Regions from separate parts of the Homo sapiens genome. Here region 2 is linked to region 1. Evidence: chromatin contacts called from ENCODE Hi-C or POLR2A ChIA-PET data. All regions are on one chromosome and are shown on one strand. Each heading gives the region's core, a stretch centred on a gene start or an enhancer-like site at or near the end of the contact. The rest is flanking DNA. Distances are from core to core; before and after follow the strand shown.

Region 1 (6,602 bases), core at 2,778-5,277:
ATAATAGTGAAAGTCCCTCTCAGCATCCTAAAGGTGAGGATTTATCCATCTCTTACCATAAGCCAAGAAGGGTTGTGACACTGGGGTCCCTCTGAGTAGTATGAATGATACACACATCAGCTTACACATCTGTATGAGGCTTTCAACTTTGTTGTATTCACAGTGAAACGGGAGAGTTCCCTGGTCCCCCTCGTAGGATGTGCAACAAGGGTGTGGCTCACCTGCTCGGTCTCTGAACCTGATCAAGCCTCTGAGGGGGGGGGGAGCACACAGATGGACAGGTATAGGAGCCCAAGTTGTCGTGTGTTACAGTGTGCCCTTTTAGCCCTGCTGTCCGCAGATAGTGTGAGTGTTATCCAGCTCAGTGGACCCTCTGCCTTTTCTCAAGGGCAGAGGGCCAGTGTGACAGCTTTCTGTATCCTGAGCTCTTGTCCAGCATCCTGGAAGAATCAAGTCACACACAGACTTAAAGGATGAATGTGGGAGTTTTACTGAGTGATGGAGGTGGCTCTCAGTGGGATGGATGGGGAGCCAAAGAGGGGTTGGAGTGGGAACACGATCTTCCCTTGAAGCCTGGCCGTCCAGCAGCCAAACTCCTCTCTGACCACCCCCAGCCAAACTCATCTCAGCATTCAGACATCCCTCCTCTTCTCTCTTTCTCTGCCACGTCATTCCACAGTTCGTGTGCTTGTCTCCTCACCTACAGGTCTGCTTCTGGAGCCTGGGTTTCGGGATTTATATGGGTACAGGATAGGGGGGCATGGCAGGCCAAAAGGACATGAAAACAGAAATGCTGTTCCCACTTAGGGCTGTGGGTCTTCAGGCTTGATGGTAGGGCCTTTGTCGGGGAATCACCCCCTGGTATCCAATATTTCCCTGCCTCCTGCCCATATCAACAGAATACTTTCAAATGCTAGAATATAGGCAACAGCTATGAAGGGATTGAGAGGCCTAAAACAATACTCAACAAATCAGCAATAATGACAACTCAGCACAGTGACACTGTCTCACAGAGCCTGTAAAGGTGCTCACCTGTGTCACACGCACGTGTTCTCTCTCCAACACTGTTAAGCCTATTGTCCTGACTACCCCTTGGCATATCCACTCTGTTGAGGTGTACAAATTATCCTCTTTGCCGCTGACTTGACCTCATGCTGTGCCTCTGACCTCAGTCCGCTTTGCCACCCACTACCCCATCAGCCTAGTGTCCTATCTGCTGGGGACCAACCAGCCCACTTTGTCTGAGATTCAATAGTTTCCAGAGACATTAGGCTTTCAGTGTTAAAATGAGGATCACTCCAGGCAAAGCGGGATGGCTGATCACCCTGTGTGTGTCAGACTGTGCATCCCAATAGTGCATATATTCAATTGCAGCACTAATACATTTTACAATTTGATCACCAATTGACAGCACACCTGGACAGGGTGTTCCCCCATGGTCTGTGGCAGGCCTGTTGAAAAACCTTCATTTATGTTTTGTTCATTGCTCATCAAATTTGTATCCGTTCAAGAGAGGCCTTTATTTTTATCCCGTTCAGTCTAGGCATCATCTTTAGATCGTACTATTTTGAAAGTTCAATTTCAGGCTTTGATGATACGCTTATAAATCAGAGCTACCCTTGACATAAATCAGTAGAATCAACGCCATACATTGAAGGGGGTCACCGTGGTCTCGGGGGCCACATGAAGCAGACACAGCTGTACAGCTGTCAGCAGAGGTGGCCGAGAAGGCATCCCTGCCCTCATCACTGACCGGCAGCCTCGGCCTTCACAAGGAGGTCCCCCTCACCCAGCAGTGCTGCAGCTAGAGCCCAACAGCATGCTTCATCTTATAAATACACGCTGCGGCCCTTGTTGTAGGTGGAACCTTCATTTAGTGCTCAACTTAAGTTCTGTGTGGATAATTGTGTTCTTTGGGGTAATTGTGTTTTTCCTGGATGAAGCATGTACTGCATATATTATTTCCAGGCATGTTTACGCTGTCCATTGGCTTAATGTAGCTTTTAAAATGGTCTGTGTGTTAACACCTATTCTTAATTGCCAGAATTTGAACTCAAGGGCAAGAATAGTGAACATCACATCACAAATCCATGTTCAAAGGAGGAATACAGCACCTGTCTTTCTACCGAGGTCTAAGAAGTCTTTTAGGAAGTCTGGCTGTCCATAGTCATTGCCTTAAGACCATAAAAACTATCCTTTTAGCAGGACTACAATGATGGTAGGCAAAGAACACACATGGTGTTCTGGAGGCATAAAGTTAGGGCTCTTTTCTGGTTCATGGAAATACCACATGATACTAGGATCTAAGTATCATGGGAAAATTGTTTGGTGGTGACCTTTTTATATGTCCCTAAAATAATCCAAAAAACGGAAAATGACTGGGTCAGATCATCTGTGACATGGGCCCAAGGTCAGTACCTTAGGGAAGCTCGCTTGGTGGGTGATGTGCTCACTGTCTTCTTTAACCCACCAGCTCTCTAACATTCTCAGGCAAAGGCAACACATTTTCATCCTTTACAACCCTCGTCGTACCACCTACTGGCACTGTAAAACTTCTGCAACTTGCGTCAAATCCAATTTTATTGGAAAAGTACTTTCAGATACAAATCTTGCTAAATGATTTGATGTGGGAAAAGTTAGAAAAATATCTAAGCAAACATTCTCCTGGATCAGTCTTCAATTGTGTGATTTCGAGCAATTCTTCCGTAATTCAAGTGAAACACATACCTGCTGGGTCAATACTATTGATAGTGACAAAATTGGTTTCCCTCTGACGGCTTCAACATTATGTTGGAAGCCCTGCATGTGTAGATCTTAAAGATTGGGATTGATAAAGTGAGAACTGTTCAAAGCTGAAACTGGTTGTTTAGTCCATTTGAAAGTATGCGGAAGGGAGGGACCTGAATATGGCCCATAGAGTGAAAATCTTCTCCGTCACTCACTGTGGTTAGAAACAAATGACAGAGGGCTGTTGTGCAGCTATTTCAGTATTGTAAATGGAACATCTAGCACTCTGTTATCACTGCTCCCAGGGCAGCCTCTTGAGGCCCTTGGGCCATCCCAGCCTCACCATGTTCTCCTCTCCATGTTGTCAAAAATAGGCAGGACGTAGGAGTGTGGCAACCGGAGAGGGATTAAAGGCAGGGAGTTCCAAATAAAGGGCAGCCTCTGAGCTGTAAAAGCTGCTCACAATTTTGGATACATCATATACATAACCAGAATAAATTGAATTAGAAGATGATGGTCTTTCCTTTTTAGTGCCAGAGGGCCATTTATCATGTAGGAAATATTTAATGTAGTAATGATAGGAGTATCTTATTTAACGTGTGATTATTTTTATATCTATTTTATATCTTTAGCCTTTTAGGATGAATAAAGCTTATCGTTTTGATTTTCAGCCTTTACCAGAACTCTGAAGAAGTAAGGTTTTGCTAGTTTGTCTGTTTTGGAAAGGAAGGGAATTTACTTTGAAATTGTGTTCAGGATTAGGTGTTACTCATTTAATGTAAGTAGCAGCCTTACTTGACAAGCTAAATAGGGTGGTAAATCTGAGGTTTGCAGAGTAGACTTCTAAAATCCCCATCTAACATTAAAAATGTATTTCATTATAGCTTACCATCAAGGGAGGAACTAACCCAACATATAGATATGCCCATACTTTACACAAACAGCCAATTAGACATATGTATTTTCTTTTGATGAAAAGAGAAGCTTTTGGAAATGCAAACATGTGCATCCACTTACTAAGAGTCTACCAGCCTCTTATGTGGGACTGACATAATGATGTCTTGTGCACTTCCTCTTTTAAAATACAAAAATAAATGACACTGAGACCAAAAGCTCTGCAAATTAGTGGCTATTCAGGCTTGATAACTGTACTGAATGCACATGGTTTTCTGATGATGGCCACAGCTGGGGAATGAATCATCCTAACCTGGCAGACTGTTTTAGTAAACCTTTCATTTTAATGAAGTGATTCACTTGGAAAGAGGGGCAATGCAGCGAGCATAAGGCCCAGATACTTCCTTCAGCAGCCCAAAAATGGCTCAGAGCCACAGAATCTTGTCATTTGATCATCCTGGCAGGCTTGAAAGTGAAAGAATCCCAGGCGGCCTGTCAACCTCAGTGGGTCCTACCTCCTGTAGACCAGATGTTTGTGCAGCATCATCTCCCCCCATGCTCACAAAAATCCTGTGAGGTTGATGTGATGATATTTTATAAATAAAAACATGAGCCTCAGAGAGTTAAATAACTTACAACTCAGGCATCTTAGATTCTACACTATATGTGTTGCTGTTCCTTGATCTTATCTTGTTCTCTCTTCTTCCTCTACCTATAACGTCTCCCTTCCCTTCCCTTCCTTATCCTATTCCCATTTCTCCCCTCCTTCTATGCTTTCACTTATTCAAAGCATAGTGAGCTTCTACACCATGCCATGCCCTATGATAAATGCCAGGATCCAGTAATGAACAAGACAGACTTAAGTCTTGTCCTCATACAGTTTATGATCTAGCAAACAAGAACAGATGTGTGTTCAAATAGAGACTAAGGAACATGGGAGGAGGGGCAAGACATCTGGAAGGGATGCTTCATAGGAAGAGAGCAAGTGTACTGGTTGACAGACAGACTGAGAATATTTAAAGATTTCAACAGCATGGGTCAATGGGCCAAAATCACTGGTTGAAATTACACAGGAATAAATGTAAATCTGCCATTTCATATTATATAAATACAGAACTGGGACCACATGACTTCATAGGGTTCCAAGTGATGTTTGAAGCCTCAGCAATATGAAATAATGCCTTTAAAAGGATGCAGTCTTAGGCTGTGTCTGTACCAGCATGGGTTCCAGAATGAAGTTGCTTGTAATTCCATGCCACATCTGCAACTCTCTGCAGGGCTTTCTTGTTTTAAGGGAGACATTGGTTACAAGACAGTGAATACTGTTTTTGCGAGAATAAAATTCTCCAGAATTATATATTTCCCTTGGTAGAAGGTGAGAGACACACACTTAATTCTTATTCATTCCTCTGCGCTAATGAGCTTTCCTATAGGGAACTTTTGGCTTGGTAGATATGAACTAGGAGGAGATAATTGGCCCCCCAAAGTAACTGACTTTCCTTAACAATACCTAGCAATGTCTACTGCTCAGAATTTTCAGAGAATTATTTTCCAGATTTTTTTTTATTGTTGTTGCTCTTTTAGTCTGATTGAGGAAACAAAATAAGGGTGTGTAAAGCTGCTGTAAAAGAACATAATTAGTTTATGATGGGGGCTGGGCACAGTGTCTCATGCCTGTAATCCCAACACTTGGAAGGCTGAGACGGGGGGATCACTTGAGCCCGGGAGTTCAAGACCAGCCTGAGCAACGTAGTGAGACCTGATCTCTACAAAAAATCAAAAAAATTAGGCAAGCATGGTGGCAAATGCCTGTAGTCCCAGCTACCCAGGAGGCTGAGGTGGGACTATTGTTTAATCCTGGGAGGTAGAGGTTGCAGTGAGCCGAGATGGCGCCACTGCACTCTGGCCTGGGTGACACAGTAAGACCCTGTCTCTAACAAAATAAATAAATAAATAAATAATAACAGATAATTGGTGTATGATGGCATTAGGAAGAAACGAAAGGGAGACAGTTTGAGGAAGTGGAAAGGATACTGTCATTGGAATTAAACATGCAGATTTAAATACCAACTATACCTGTATTAATTGATACAGACAGGTTATTTAACACTCTCTGAGGCTTAGTTTCCTTAATTGCAAAATGGTATACTAATATCTGCATTGTACGATTGTTGCAGGGATTAGAAATAATATTGGCAAATTCATGACCAAAAAGCCTGGCACATTGTAGGTGGCTAAGGAAACCTTGAGAAAAGAAATCATTCAAAGAAAGGAGGTGGAGTCAAAGACGAATTCTTGGAAGAAATGCATTTTTAGATTCATACTTAAGAAATCGTAGACATAGACTGACTGAATATTAAGAAACCCATTACAGACGGAAGAAACAGTGACAAAATGAAGAAGTAAGGTCAAGGCCTTGTGTAGATACTATTGTGTTTTCTTTTTGGTCAACTGAGTCATCGTGAGTTAGTGTGTTCTCTTAGGATTGGAATTTATTGACAGCTGCTTGTGGCCAGTGATAACCTTTGTGTGTCTGTTGATTTCCCTGCTTCGAAATCCTCCTACCATTTAGGAAATGATGTTATCGTGTTCCCAACTTTTTTTTCCTCATTTTAATGTATAAAGCTAGCAGTCATTTCAATGTCATGTAGCATGTCACCTATTTTTCATGAAACACATTTGCAATGGCTGCCTTTAAAATATAGTACTCATTTATCTTCCTTTATCAGAAATATCTGGCAAGGGGAAAAAGGAGTTTTGTTTTCTTTTCTCTTCTTTAGTAGAAATGATTTCCCAACTTATTAGTGAAAAGTAGCTTATTTAAAATTTATTGTTTTAAAGAAAACTAGATGATATGTTCAACTTGCCACCCTAAAATCTAAGACCAGGGAGTATCAAGCTCATTCAATAAATACAACTAATAATTTAAAATATTATGTAATTCAGGTGTTTTGGGAACACCCAAACACTGAATAAGGGAA
Region 2 (6,264 bases), core at 1,811-4,310, 34 kb before region 1:
AAAATGACAAAAACATGGTGAGCAGGTACATGAATTTATAGATACTACTTGAACTATGAAATAAAACTTTAGCGGCCCTGTATATGCATACAGAAAACCAAATGTTGATATGTGATCCTTCCTAGAGCCCCTTATTAAAATGCTGGCTGATTTTTTGAAAAAATGAGGCTTCATTCTAAGTTGGCTTTTTTTTTTTAATTAGGGAATAAAAATTCCCTTTTTTTAAAAAAAAAAATGTAGGGCCAAGTGTGATTGGTCACGCCTGTAATCCTACCACTTTGGGAAGCTGAGGCAGGAGAAATGCTGGAAGCCAGGAGTTTGCCATCAGCTTAGGAAGCAAAGAGAGACCCCCATCTCTACAACTTTTTTTTTTTTAATTGGCCAGGTGTGATGGTGTGCACCTGGAGTCTCAGCTACTTGGGAGGCTGAGGCAAGAGAATCACTTGAGCCCAGGAGTTGGAGACTACAGTGAACTATGATTGCGCCACTGCAATCCAGCCTGGGAGACAGAGTGAGGCACCATCTTAAAAATAAATAAATAAATTCAATTCTTGCTCTTTATTGCTAAGATTATTTTAATGAAATATTATATGTAGTCATAAATACAAACTTATGATCTTAATGTTTTCAGAACCAGACACCCCAGCACTTTCAACACATTCATGACTATGCAAAAAGGAGACAATGTAAGTTTTATTGTCGTTGTTATTGTTTTATCTAGTAACCTCGCCTTGACACACTGCAATCCTTCTCAGGAAGAATCATTCCACTTGTTTTCATAATAGAATGCAGCCAAGTCAGCAATGAACTGCAAGGTTGGCATTGGAAATGGCCGGTCTATCTTTAAGTGCTCTCCAAAGCTATAAAAAGCTACGTATTTTTTCCTCACCTTTACCTTTTTACCTTTTCCTCACCTTTACTTGGTTTCCCAGAACATGTTCAATGTTCTCAAGTCCCATGCTCCCCTCTTCTTTCTCTCTCCACCCTCCTTCCATTCTCTTCCAGTAAAAAAGTGATAACCACCAAGTGTCTGCCTTGAACAAAAAGTTATGACACAGATGCTCCCAGTGTTGGACCATCAAGCCGAAAGCACGTGCACAAAGCAGCTGATGCAAGCACCTTAATTGGACGGCCACCGGTGCGGACTGAGCTGGGCTCATGAACCTTCCAGGCAGCCAACTTTGCAATATGGTGCTCGACCTTTCTCCATTCGAGCTTCTGCCGAGCAGTTCCTTAGGTCTCAGATCCCTTTCACCTTCCACAGACGATGCTATGGAACAGAAAAACTGCTGCTCAAATCCTAAATAAGAATGGAAAGTGCACAGTATGGCCCCATAGATCTTTCTTTCCCTTCCTGCCATGAAGCCAACCTGAAAACAAAGACATGATGACTCTTGTGTAACCACCCGAAGAGGCTGACAATTACCAACTACGTGAGGTAGTAGGCAATTGTCACATGCTGGGCTGCAGAGATCGTGCTTAACTTGTTTATTCTCATAGCGGGACAGTTATACAAGACGAGCTGCTTCTCAGAATCAGGCTAGCAACAATTCCCTCAGGGAAAGTTGTTAAGGCTTATGGGCCTCGGAGAGCCAGAGTAAGAAGAATCAAAGTCCTAATTTAAATCCTGTTAAACTTTTAATTTGGAAATAATGTAGAAATAATTTCTCATTATTAGACTATAAATTCCCAGCCAGGCTATGTTTCCGTCAGCCAAATGTAGAAGCAACTTGGTCATATACTTTTTGTATCAAAGAACTTTATTCTTTCAGCCCCAGGCTCAGAATTTGATAACATGTTTTCTGTGGACTTTTTCTCTTCACATCAAACAATGTTAAAGAAGAAAAACAGGGAAAATTATAATGACATATACATATATGTCACTCAGTGTGTGTATGTATATATATACACACATATATACACATATATATACACACATATATATATACACGTATATATATACACACACACTCAGATATGGCCAAACTGAATTACTAGCAGTTTGCTTAAACCATATACTCTGGTTCTGGATCTGCACACATGGGTACCTACAGTCTCTTGCAAAGCCCTCCCCAGCCTCTGCCTATCAGAATTCCCCCCATTTTAAAAAGCCTATCCAAATGTCTCTTTCTCTATCTGGCTTGCAATCATCACCCCAGTCAAAAATAATATTGCTCACCTAGCATTGTGTTTGCGTCCTTTTTGAGACATATATATGGCCTCATGTTAGAAGCTTTTGTATAACTTCTCAATGGGTCCTTAGCAGGTTGATGACAGTATCTTTGAAGTACCTTTGCAACTTCTGCAGTGATTCTTGTCTTAAATGATTCAGTGTCTTAAATGTGATAGGCACCTTCTAAGTATTTTACCTCTAGGTGATTAAAAATTGGGGAAGTAGAGAAATCAAAGAGGAAAGGATGCTTAATACGTAACGCGTGTGTACTTTGCCTCTCTGAGTCTTATCTGTAAGAGCCCTCCAATTCCCATCACGTGAGGGTCAGGATCTGTGGTGTATTCACTCCTGGTGTTAAAGCCCTTGAAGTTTATTTTTCACTGGAAAAGTTTTTATTTGAGTTGTTTCTTGATAATGAAGGTGGTGGCTTACGCTCAGCTGTTGATGCTTGTTTGAAGTAGTTTTTTTTTGTTGTGTTGTGTTTTTTAAATTTAAGAGATTTATCAGGTCCATCTTTTACCTGGCTGCTGCTGCCCTGTAGAAAGCGAAGGAGCTTTCTCTAACTTTGACAGGCTGAAAAGTTTCCTGAGCCCTGGACTTGTTTGTCTTCTACTTGTTTTGCCCTTCCCTCTCTCTTTTTCTTTCGACTCCTTTAGTGAGGGCTGCTTTTGGGTGCTTCGTCAGCTCTGAGGCACGTCAAATACGTGTATTTTGCTTTCAGCGTTGTGTGAGGGACCCTGGCGGCTGGAACTGCCTCTGGTCGGGGCTTAGGGCTGACTGCAAACGTTCCCATTTTCCTCTCTTCCTCTCATTGGTTCCCGAGGTCACGTGAGGGCCCCGGGGGTTGGAATTCTGAGTTGTGGCTTTGGCACTCCTCTTTCTTTTTAAAAATCGCTGGGTCTGTTGAGCTGTCCTGGGCTGGGTGCCTTGCTCTTTGACTGAGACTGGAGACAGACGGCAACAGCCACAGGCAGACTGAGGTGGCAATAGGAAATCTGCCGAGATGTTCAGTCAGGTGCCCAGGACCCCAGCCTCAGGCTGCTACTACCTAAATTCCATGACACCTGAGGGCCAGGAGATGTACTTGCGATTTGATCAGACTACAAGACGCTCTCCTTACAGGATGAGCCGGATTCTAGCACGCCATCAGCTAGTGACTAAAATTCAACAAGGTGAGTGGCCGGCAGTGGAAGGCTGTTGCTCATTCTGATTTCTGTTGGCTCTATTTCATGCTAACCCAGTTTTTTTTGTTTGTTTGTTTCCACTTTATAACATATGGATTTCTATGCCACACTACCCGTAACTTTGAAAAATAACTTTAGGCTGCAGTTTTCAGCAAACAGGACAGTCCTTAGCTGCCACATAGCTCAACATAAAGTGCACAAAAAACTTCACGGTGGGACAGTGAATCATAAATTCCCAAACTGACGTGTGTCTACAGAACAGATGAGAACTGTTACTCAGTGTGTATCTTAGGAGCTTTTCTGCAGTTTCCTCACACTCCGTCACATTTAAAATGTGGACACTTGTTTATTTCATTAGGGAGGAGGCGAGGGACTAATGTCCACCCTGCCCAGAGTATTTCGAATATCCTTAGTGAAGAGGAGGAAAGCAAGAATTCTGTTCTAAAGGCCACCAGGCTAAGCACTAGAATCGCATTCTCTTCCTGTTTGTATGTTTATGTCAGCAGTTGCCACAGATGTGTTAATATTGTTTTCCTGGTAGAGAATTAAGGTGTTCGTTCATCTCAAAACAAATCCCGTAACCTGCACACAAAACTCCAGCTTCCTAATGCAAAGAGAAGAGAATATTGATTATAAGCTGCTTGATATTCTTTTTATTCCCAGCCCCTCAAAATACCAGCCTGGAAGTCTGGACATTACTAAAATTTACCAGTCTCAAAAAAAAAAAAAATTTAAAACATGCTCCTTATAGGGTATATCAGTAGAAAGCAGAAAGACGAACATTCCTAAGAAGCCCCTAACACACACGTTTACAGTCAGTTAATGATCACCCTCCTCCTAGACTACAAAAAAGAAATTATTATATTGGTGCTAAATAAGTTAACCAGGAATTTTTAGAGCCGTTCCTAAGAAGCCCCTAACACACGTTGACAGTCAGTTAATGATCACCCTCCTCCTACACAACAAAAAAAGAAATTATTATATTGGTGCTAAATAAGTTAACCAGGAATTTTTAGAGCCATTATAAAAATACAGTTTCCACTTAAATAAATGAGTTTAAGATTATATTGAATATTAAAGAGGAAGTTGGGGTTTGTAATCATGAAAATCTTATTGTAATGTTTCCAGAAAGAACAATATGTATTCTAGCGGGCAGCATTTGATGAGATTGTTTCCTTGGAAATTAGGATTTGTTTGTAAAGGTTCAGGAACTAGTTATGTGTGAAGGATGCTGGTCCTTCCTACATGCTGGTCTGATTTCAGGAAGGATATTATGTCATTGCATAAACTCTGTGTCCAGGTCTTGATTGAATAGAAACAAAAGTAATTATTTCCCTGTGGCTAGATTTAAAAATACTTTAGGCTTAGAATAAAAACCAGCTCCACTTTGGTTTTAGAAATTTCTGACAATGGTGCCTTTCCAAATGCCATCATCTTTATGAACACCGAGGCTTAATGATGCGCTATCATCTACAAGATATAAATGTTCCTCAGCATGCATATCATATGAGAAATATTGCAGAGAACTAGCTGAAATTGCTTTGCAGACCTCCTTAGATGTATTTACAATAATTTATTTTATTTAAATATTATTTATGTTCTTTTTGGAATGAGGGTTATTTTTCCATTCAAGATTTGAAGTTGTGAACACATGCACTATCACTGAACGTGCCCTGTCACACAGACATATGGGCACCCTCAGTTTATGTTTCATTTTTGTCTAATTAGGTAATTTGAGAATTCCCTCTTTTTTATACTGGGCAATGGAGTGTTTGAAGTCAATGAATGCCTAACACTTAAAACTGACAGTTAAGATCACAGGGAAGCAATAAAGATTTCCAACAGTCTTGTGATTCAGAAATCATTATGTGTTAACATCATACAACTCTTTAGTAAGACAATGAGAAAGCAATGTGAAACAATTTTATTGAGTTTATTGTATTAGAAGATTGGTTTACTGTAATTTCAGAGAATGTGGATTAAACAGTTACAGCATACCAAAATCATTGTAGTTAATTTTTTTTATTATGCCCATTTTACAGATGAGAAAACAGAGGCACACAGATTTCAAGCATCTTATCCAAGGTCACCCAGTAGGAACTGATACTTGAATACAGCTTGACAGTCCATGCTCTGCAATACACTAGACTATTTTTTAGTTTTTATAATGAGTGCTAAAGTACTGAACCTATGATTGAGTTTCAGATTATATAATATACTAGAGACTTTTTAGACTTTTCTACTCAGGATACAGCAATACACTATATTATAGGACCAGAATTGGTCACTCATTATGAAATTTCCTGTCAGGTTATATTTCTCTAGTGGAAACAAAGTGCTACATGTTTTATTCTCTTTAACCAGTTACTACCCAATAACACAGGATGTCAAGTTATTTTACTAAAAGCTTTGTTTTCTTTTTGTTTTTGAGACAGAGTCTTACTCTGTCGCCGAGGCTGGAGTGCAGTGGTGTGATCATAGTTCACTGTAGCATTGACCTCCTGGGCTCAAGCGATCCTTCCACCTCAGCCTCCTCAGTAGCTGAGACTTACAGGAGTGTGCCACCATGCCTGGCTAATTTTTAAAACTTTTTTATAGAGACAGGGTCTCACTATATTGCGCAGGCTGGTCTCAAACTCCTGGGCTCAAGTGATCTTCCTACCTCAGCCTCACAAAGTGCGGGGATTACAAATGTGAGCCATTGTGCCCTGTCACTAACAGCTTTTAATCATTCCATTAATCATGTGCAAATAAAATTAATGACAGCATTATTTTCTGTAGTTTACAGGTTAGTATCTTAAAGTGACAGCCACATCACTAAAATTGTTTGCATTATTCTACTTTAGAGCTTTAAGATTTAGAATTATGTTAATTTGATTTAAGACATCATTACTTATAATTTCTCAT

Evidence for each region. A loop is a pair of places that touch in the nucleus more often than their neighbours do. ChIA-PET counts read pairs that join two places held with the same protein, here RNA polymerase II (POLR2A). Pooled maps may share reads with other maps.
Region 2: a map of heart left ventricle shows a loop between it and region 1 (3-fold over the local background). The contact joins the promoter of STARD13 here to the enhancer-like site in region 1. A Hi-C loop is called at or near these places in 8 of 168 maps with a recorded cell type or tissue (A673, HepG2, MCF 10A and 5 more), 1 of 37 single-sample maps with no recorded cell type and 14 of 50 pooled maps. POLR2A ChIA-PET finds 5 or more read pairs at or near these places in 9 of 52 experiments (A549, AG04449, AG04450 and 6 more).

Annotation. Positions count from the first base shown.
Region 1 is chr13:33,248,761-33,255,362 of GRCh38, reverse strand. All of the region lies in intron 1 of STARD13 (StAR related lipid transfer domain containing 13), which reads left to right. Among named protein-coding and RNA genes, the nearest start is that of STARD13-AS, 25 kb to the left of the region's middle. RefSeq lists an enhancer at 3,977-4,186. Within about 2 kb of position 4,027, at least 16 of the 41 ENCODE cell types and tissues checked have a DNase peak (open chromatin) inside an H3K27ac peak, as active enhancers do; they include A673, endothelial cell of umbilical vein, heart left ventricle and 1 more, where a contact is called at or near this core.
Region 2 is chr13:33,282,551-33,288,814 of GRCh38, reverse strand. STARD13 (StAR related lipid transfer domain containing 13) reads left to right here and starts at 3,060. Exons shown (of 14, transcript NM_178006.4): 1 at 3,060-3,345. The coding sequence starts at 3,177. RefSeq lists enhancers at 2,758-2,887, 2,898-2,957.